Regions from separate parts of the Homo sapiens genome. Here region 2 is linked to region 1. A link is an interaction called in ENCODE POLR2A ChIA-PET data of the cell type or tissue named here. Cell type or tissue: Panc1. All regions are shown on one strand. Each heading gives the region's core, and the rest is flanking DNA. Links, peaks and the distances in the headings are about the cores only.

Evidence for each region. Peaks named below come from ENCODE experiments on the same cell type or tissue, not always from the same donor. Only the 100,000 strongest peaks of a DNase experiment are listed, where the experiment ranks them.
Region 2: POLR2A ChIA-PET joins it to region 1 with 13 read pairs; 2 of 35 experiments call an interaction of 5 or more read pairs at or near these places.

The regions. Positions count from the first base shown.
Region 1 is chr7:28,059,571-28,063,970 of GRCh38, forward strand. The region is part of intron 1 of JAZF1 (JAZF zinc finger 1); the gene reads right to left. It overlaps LOC105375208 (a long non-coding RNA gene), which reads left to right. Exons shown (of 4, transcript XR_001744910.3): 4 at 2,351-2,644. Among named protein-coding and RNA genes, the nearest start is that of JAZF1-AS1, 120 kb to the right of the region's middle. In Panc1, for the core only: CTCF peaks have their summits at 2,748 (motif pointing right) and 2,976; a DNase peak (open chromatin) is centred at 2,741; H3K27ac peaks cover 3,595 bases.
Region 2 is chr7:27,452,609-27,457,008 of GRCh38, forward strand. It overlaps the pseudogene EIF4HP1. Among named protein-coding and RNA genes, the nearest start is that of TSL, 160 kb to the right of the region's middle. RefSeq lists a silencer at 1-120 and an enhancer at 1,262-1,556. In Panc1, for the core only: no CTCF peak of the experiment used is centred there; no DNase peak of the experiment used is centred there.

The DNA.
Region 1 (4,400 bases), core at 307-4,306:
ACTTTATTTTTTGTCCCTTCTTTTAACTCTTATCTTTTTATTCATGATCTCTTACCTTCTTCTCAAAGTACGTATTTTAGAACCTCCTTTCATGAAAATATGTTGCTCCTCTTTCCCTGGTCTGAAAATTGCTTTATTTATCCTCATTTTTGAAAGACAGATTTGGCTGAGCAAACAATTACAGGCTAATTTTCTCTCTGTATTCTGAAGACATTGTCCCACTATTTTCTGCCCTGCCATCACTATAGTTAGTTGAACCGCTCCTTTGAAAGCTACATGTCTTTTCTCTGTGACTGCTTAAGGGTTTTCTCTTTGTCATGGTGCTCTGCTATTTTACTATGCCATATCTAGGCATACGGATCTCTTTTAAACATTTAGTCGTGTTTAATGTGTTGGTATCTTTAATCACTTCTGGAAAATTCACTCTTCTCCTTGTCTTTTAGCCCCCTTCCATATTTTTCATCTTTTGTGTCTACTACATTCTAAATATTTTATTCAATTTTATCTCCTAGCTTATTAATTCTTTATTTGATTCTATCTAATCTGTCATTGATTGCCTATCAAGCTTTTAATTTAAATTTCTATATTTTAGTTAATAAGTTGTATCTGCTTTTCAAATTTTCTTTGTTATTTCAATACTCTTGCTCCTTAGACATATTTTCAATCTTCTCTTCCATTTTTGTAAACATAGTAAACTTACTTATTTTATGTATTATGTCTGATAAATTCAGTACCTGAAGTCTTTGCAGGTTGATTCTGCTGACTCTTGTTCATAATGATTTATTTTTTGTGTGTGTTTTGAGATTTTTGAATGGGAGCTAATGTATTTTAGGAATTCTGTAACGATTCTTTATGGTCAAATAAAGAATTCCTTCACAAAGAATCTGCATTTGCTTCTGCTAGCTGACAAGAGCAACTACCAACCTGGTACCATTTTAATTAGATTCTAAGCTGAATGTTTTTCTGACCATTCAGCTAGTGTGAATTTCAGCTGTAAATCCACAAGCTGTTCTGTGGTTACAGATTTTCTGAGGAGATTTATTTTTTGCTCCTCCACATAGCTCTAAGGTTCAAGACAGAAAATTTTCCTTGGAGGAGTCTCAGGTTTTTTTCTAGCTTGCCATTACCAAGAGAATATAGCTTAGAGGTACCAGTTCCATGGTGGGAGGAGCCTTTGCTAATTATACAGTTCAACTTGGGTGGGCCTAGAGTTTTCCTTCTGTGGCTCTGGAGGTTGTAAAAACCTAAGAGCAAGTTCAGGGTGAAAGTCCAGAGCCTCCAGAGCTCTCTCTGGGTTTCCAAATTTCACTTGGTATTTAGCATCTGAGCATTTCTTCCTGTCTTGTCACATTGGCAGTACAATTGAAAAAAATCTCTTCCACTGATCCTGCAGGCAGTATGATTTACAATGGTTCAGAATGAGAGCTTTGAAACTAGTGCCTGGGTTCAAATTTCTGCACAGCACTGATTAGCCAGGCAGCCTTGGGAAGTTATTTAAACTCTGCTTTAATATTCCTACTTCTAAAATGGGAACAAGAATAGTACTTGCCTCATACATGGGTTTTTGTAAGGATCAAATGAGTTAGTGCAGTAAAGCACTTAGAATACGGCTGGCCATAGCCAGCATTCAAAAGAAAACAAGGCATTATTATTACTATTACTATTAGATTGTGGTACCATGATGAGACCTTACAATGCAGATGCTGCTTTCTACTCCTTAACATTCTCTCTTGTATGATCACGTTATAAAATCAAGCTCTGCAAAATGTAATTTTATATAAACATTTCTGCCAGTGCACTCATTTTTATGAAACCTCTGTTTAAGAAAGTACACAAAACACATAAATATATGCATAACAATGAATGGCAGACACACTCCGCTGAACACTCCTATTTAACTGCTCTTACCATTTAGGACCAAGAGGGAGTACAATGAAAGTAAAAAGCATTAATCAAAATAACCCAAAGAATAATTTTAATGATGCCTAATGGAGGGATTCAGCTGTTGCCATCAAGTGTAAAGGTGAGCATGTTAATAGCAAAAAGAAATGGCTTTGTTAAACGTGATTATCCCTTGCTCTTACTAAGCCTTATGAGATAGAGCTACACAAATAAGAGCCAGGAGAGTTTTCAGGCCCAGAATGGCCGTATTTACAATGGTGAAAACCCAGTATATTACAAATAATGTAAAAAGACATACACCATGCATACAATCTGAAAGAGCTGGCTTTAGTAAGACAAGTGGGTATTTCTTGATTTTAATATGTGAACATTTTTAAAGTATCAAAATCAATCTTATTATCATGAACACATTTTGCCCAGCCATGAAAATCTTTATTTTTATATTTAGGTTTGATGAATGAACAGCCATACAGAAATGTGATTGGACACAAAGGATCTGGCCTAACGGTGAAGGACGGAGTGGGGAAACCCAGCAAAACCACAGAATTTTTTACTGAGTACTTCAGTTACAAGGTAGAGCGTGAACCCTGCAAGAGAAATGAGCTCCTATTGATTTGTTTATAAATTATCACAACAAAACAAAATGCCCCTGGCTAAACTGGGATCTGGGATTTGGGGTTGTGCCAACCGTCAGGTCATCACTGTTCAACTCCAAATACACCCCTTAATAGCTGCTCTGTGATAATGGACTGGACTCGAAGCATTTCTTCCTTACTCAAAGCCTAAGATTGAGTGAGCTCAATATTAGTTAGTTAGAGTGACCTCAGTGTTAGGCCTTGTCAGTAGAGGGCGCCGCAGGGACACTGTAATGGCTCCAGAGTACTGTGTTTTGACGTTTTCTTGCTGCTGCTTCACTGTCCTTCAGCGGTGCATGTATATAGGGACATCTCTGCTCCAGTCTTGTGTGCAGAGCATGCAGTCCCTTAGTGACTACGCAGCCCTGTCCTGAGGCTGAGTAACCACCTTTCCACAGGCCTCCCACACAGACCCTGCATGCTGCATGCAGGCCTTGTGCCCACCGTGATACTCCAAGTGCCCACCGTGATACTCCAACTCTCCACCAGCCTCAGGTTGCCTGTGCCCCAAAGCCAGCAAACTTCTGTGACATCACAGGGAGCGACATCCACATCCTCTCCAAAGCAGTCTGAACCCAGCCTTGGGGAGTGGCTTCCGAGTGTGTCCTTCCTTGCGTATTTTTCTTCAGCCTTAGGGCACTTATTGAGTTTTCTTTACATCTTTATAGTTACTCTCCTATCTTAGTTTAGTAATTCCTTACACTAAACTTCCTGTTTAAATTCCTTTGTGGTTTTTGTCTCCTCGTTTGACCCAGACTGACACTGTTTAATTCTCATTTCTGAATTCATATAGTCATCTACTCTTTCCTCATCATACACCACTTACTCTATCCATTAAAAATATGCCATCTTTTCATGTATATGTCAGCTGAAATGTTGGCCAACTACATGTTTTGAAAAACTTTGAATGATGCAAGAAAACATCTAAGCTTATTTTATTCTTTGCTTATATCATATGAAAAAATTCCAAGCTCAGCACCTTGCCTACCCAAGGATTTAAAGTCAAATTAATTATTTCTTCCTCTTTTCACACTCTGTTCTTTCTCTCTTCCACAGAAAAGGGCTGGACTTTTGTTTATAATTTAAAAATAACAAATAATTTCACAATGCCTTATTCTAAAACATTTTAACAAGAATTTGCAGATCCTAATTACTTCCAGAATAACATTTGAAACTAAGGTATTAAAAAGTGCGTTTAAAAATATAGATCATTTATTCATCTTTCCTTTAGTACCCAGTATTGGACAGACTGTAGACTAGGTACTGTGATATAAAAAGATGAATGAGGCATCCTCACTTCTGCGAACTGCAATAGAACCAGAATATAGGTGAAAAAAGAGAAGGAAAGGCAGGGAGACTTCATAGCAAAATATAACAAAAAATTTCCTCCAAAAAAATCACTCTTGTAATAATGACCAACATTATTAAACACTTCTTAAGTGTATAACCCATATAATTCAGTGGAAAAAAGAATCAAATATCTTTAAGAATAGTTTCATATCACATCTATTTGAACGTGGGCTCTTAATTGTAAAAGCTAAATTAAATCAAAATCTAAAACAAAACTACACTAAAATAGAACAGAAAGAAAAGAATGATATGTATTATTTGTAGTATATTCCCGTGTTTCTTGGTAATAGAAACAAGCAAATATCTGGGATTACAAAAATTTTTAGGACATCTAATTCACCAGCATGCAAATAACTTGACATTTTACAACTATATTTATAGTACCATTTGAGGTTGCCTGAATAAATAGTTTCCAATCTATATGCATCTCTTTGACATGTGAGAGAGGGCTCAAGAAATGCCACAGTGTGAAAGTTACCAAAATGGAATTTTAAATGTAATGAGTTGCATATC
Region 2 (4,400 bases), core at 197-4,196, 610 kb before region 1:
GAGCTTGCAGTGAGCCGAGATCGCACCACTGCACTCTAGCCAGGGTGACAGAGCGAGACTCCGTCTCAAAAAAAAAAAAAAAAAAAAAAAGTTACTGGAATGCTTTTGATGAAAGGTGTGTTAACATGAATCATTATCGTCATCATCATTGCTCTTTTAAAAATTTCATCTTTCAGGACTGATAGATGATTCCTACTTTTATAGGAGCTGCATTTTAAAAATGTTTTGGGTTTTTATTTTTGTATTTGTGAGTCTAGATTTACAGAGAAATGTATTTATGGAAAAATGTGTTAAATCTCCAGCTATTAGTTTTGCAGGTATGTCAGATGAAGTACTCAACTTGATGGGTGAAAAATGGAATTTCTATTTCAGCCTCTCATTTACTGTGCCTTACTGTGATGGGACAGGGCACAGCAGGGTCTGGTTAGAAATCAATTTTCTTGAAGTTCTAGCCCTCCGTACAAAATAATATAAATCACCAATCCTGTTGCAGAAAGTTTCAAATTTCACTTTGAATGGTCACAAATTTGAAAATGAAGAGAAGAGGGACTGCTAGACTGGAGAGGCTGCTAAAGAGAGGATGGTGACCAGCTGTTGACAGTGTCACTGAAGATGGGGCCTGGCTTAACTGAATCAGGAAGGGTGAGGGTTTATATCCCTGAAAGGAGTTGCAATGAAACATGCAAGTCCCTCATCTCAAGGAAAGCACGGAATGAACCTTATTCTTGTCTCTATTCCTTTGAGTTGTAACATCACAGATATTCTGTGCACAAAGATTCTTATTTTAAGAGTAGTCTAGCTGGGTGTAGTGGCTCACGCCTGTAATCCCAGCACTTTGGGAAGCCGAGGTGGGTGGATCACCTGAGGTCAGGAGTTCAAGACCAGCCTGGCCAATGTGGTGAAACCCCATCTCTACTAAAAATACAAAAATTAGCCAGGCGTTGTGGCACATGCCTGTAATGCCAGCTACTCAGGAGGCTGAGGCAGGAGAATCACTTGAACCCAGGAGGCGGAGGTTGCAGTGAGCCGAGATCACGCCATTGCACTCCAGCCTGGGTGACAGAGTGAGACTCTGTGTCAAAAAAAAAAAAAAAAGTAGTCCAGAGGGTTTCAAAGCTCTTGTAGCTGTGGCATACTTTGTTCAAGGAACCTTTAACATGAAACCTCAAAGAGAAAACAAAAGCCCCAGGATCCTCTCAGGCCTCCTCTCCTTCTCCAGCCCTCCACAGGGGCCCTCCCAGCCTGTTGTCACTGCTCTATTCTTGTGGAATGAAGATCCACAAGGTGAGGCCATTGTTAGACTCCCAAAACCTTCAGTGAGCTTCATGAAGCAGATGGGATCTGAACCAGGACTCTGTCGTGGGGGATGAGGGGGGACAACTTCGGTCACATCAAGAAGAAAGGAATGAAACACAGGGAATGAGGTTGCTACAAAGTCACTGGAGGGGCCGGAGGAATGAGTCATGGGGTCGCTAGGCTAGATGATTGGCTTCAAGGTCACACCACAGCAGCTATGATGACGAAGTCAGGAAACTACCAGACACTGAACTGCCTCCACTCTGGCTGCTGCCACAGTCACCCTATACCCAAGAAATTGTTAGAGACCAGCTGCTGCCAATAGTGCTTGCTCGTCAGGCAGCACTGCTGCAGGAAGATGGCCTCTGCTTCTCTCTTTCTAATCTTTATGCAAGGGCATATCTCACTGCAGAATCTAAATCACGTCCAGAACCATAGTCTAGGAGTCTGAGAGTCTAGCTGTCAGCCTTCCAGCTCCATGAGAGGAGACAGAACTAGGCGGATCTCAGTGGATCTGGCACAGAACAACTGGGGAAGAGGCAATGCTTGTGAAGAGCCTGAGCGAAAGTGGTGTCAAAGTAAACTGGAGGTAAATTCTGGAAGTGGAGAGCTTTAGTCCTGCTGTGAATCAACAAAAAACACCAGCAGCCTTCAATGGATAAGTGGAAGGCAAAGAATCTCCTTCCATAGAAAAGTTAAATAATGAGGCCAGGTACGGTGGCTCACACCTGTAATCCTAGCACTTTGGGAGGCCAAAATGGGAAGATCACTTGAGGCCATGAGTTCGAGACTAGCCTGGGAAACATAGCAAAACCTTGTTTCTACACTGAGAAAAATATTACCAGGCATAGTGGCAGGCACCTGTAATCTCAGCTACTTGAGAGGTTGAGGCAGGAAGATTCCTTGAGCCAGGAGTTTGAGGCTGCAGTGAGCTATGATCACGCCACTGCACTCCAGCCTGGGCGATGGAGCAAGACCGTGTCTCAAAAAAAAAAAAAAAAAAAAAAAAGGAAAGAAAAGAAAAATTAAAGAATAGCTCAAGCCATCATTTTTAGGATCATTTAAGATGAAGTCTTTGATTTCTTTCCTATTTTTGTAACATAAGAAACTTATGTTCATTGTAAAAATACTAGAAAATGCATTCACTCAAAAAGAAAAATAAAAACCACCCATAATCCCACCATCCAGGGATAATCACAGTATTGGTGACTCTCTTTCCTTCCAGATATTCCAGGGTTATTTTACTATGATATCATTGTTTTAAACTTTTTAAAAATTATGAACAATGTCATCCAGTGGCATTATCAATATTAACAGCCACATTGTTGACAGCATTCTGTTATAGAGCTGTCTCATACTTTAATAAAATATTTGAAGTCCCCATTTTGTTGGAAATGCTAATATGTTAGATTAACAGTGATGGAATGGATAGAAAAGGCAATATTGCAGAGGAGGTTTGAATTGGGAGGTGCTTAAAGCTAAAGTATTAATGACATGGGAGGATGCAGGAAAACTCACAATCCGTTGAAGCTAGAAGGAACTTAGAGGTCATCCTCGTCCACTTTCCTCATTGAAGGGATGAGGGTAACTGCAGCCACATCACACTCTCTTTATCCCAACCTCTCCAGTCCTCATTCTTCGTATTTCTTTATTCTGTCCTCAGCCATGTGTGTGATTCTTATTAAAACTCCAATCTAAACAGCAACTCACAGAAAATATGACTTAAAGAATAAGAACAACAAAAAATCCAAGTTGTCATAATTCCATTCCATTCATTCCTTTCACCTAGCATTTATTGAGAGACCATTCTGTGGCTGATACAGTGTTATGAAGGAGGGGTTTAAAAATCCAACACAGAGCCTAGCACGGTGGCTCACGCCTGTAATCCCAGCACGTTGGGAGGCTGAGGCAGGCGGATCACAAGGTCAGGAGATCAAGATCATCCTGGCTAACATGGTGAAACTCCGTCTCTACTAAAAAAAAAATACAAAAAATTAACTGGGCATGGTCCGGGCACCTGTGGTCCCAGCTACTCGGGAGGCTGAGGCAGGAGAATGGCGTGAATCCGGAGGTGGAGCTTGCAGTGAGCCGAGATTGCACCACTGCACTCCAGCCTGGGCGACAGAGCAAGACTCCGTTTCAAAAAAAAAAAAAAAAGAAAAAATCCAACACAGATCCAACCCTCCACACACTCACTATCTTACAAAGGAGATGAGAAGAAGTCTTTCAGTCACATTGAGGCACATGCTTTTCCTATATGTGGGAATGGCCCTGGGACCCAGACAATTTCTTCCACAATTTTTTCCTTCTTGGGTTTTGGTTGTAAAAAAGCAGGAAAGTGAGAAAGGAGGGTGTATGTGGTTTTATGTCTTCCAGTACAAGAACATTTAAGACATGATCTCTAATATTTTTCTTGTCTAGACATCCCCATCTTTTTATTTTTTTATTTTTATTTTTTATTTTTTTTAAATATTACGTAAGGTTTTCTTTTATTTAAAAGATCATTCACAAAATACCATATCCATAGATTTACTTTCTGTCATATAGCTGAATGTGTTAAGTGTTTGGAATTCCATTCTTACATTTAAAAGTCAACTGGATTGCCCAGCAGTTTAGATGCATGTGTTTTGTTCTTTATCTTATCCACATTGAAGATGTAAGTAGGTCATCTGAAAGCCTCGGGTTTGATTACACCACATAATGCATGTCTTTCTGAAGTTAAGTGTTGGTGTTACACAAATGGTTCTTATCTCAGAAGCAGAGAAGCTGACAGGTGGAAGGAAGGAGAGAGAGTTCTGTGGATTGCTGAGGCCTTGTAACAAGACACAGTAGGAAAAGCCCAGGATGACGGCTGGTGACCAAATACTAAGCACATTCCGCTGGGTGCCCCAGGCCACCCTGGCCCTGCCATCACCTGGCGAGGGCCTCTTTCCCAGGCTCCTGCTGCCGGCCGCCCCCAAACTGCTCCCCATAGGACAGACTGGGACTTGGGTACTGAAGGATTTTTCATCTGTTCACACGCAGGCGTTCAAGCTCAAAAGCCTAACCCCTAGCACTCCCACGTAAGTGCTGAACCCTGCACATGGGAACAATCCAGTGTGTCC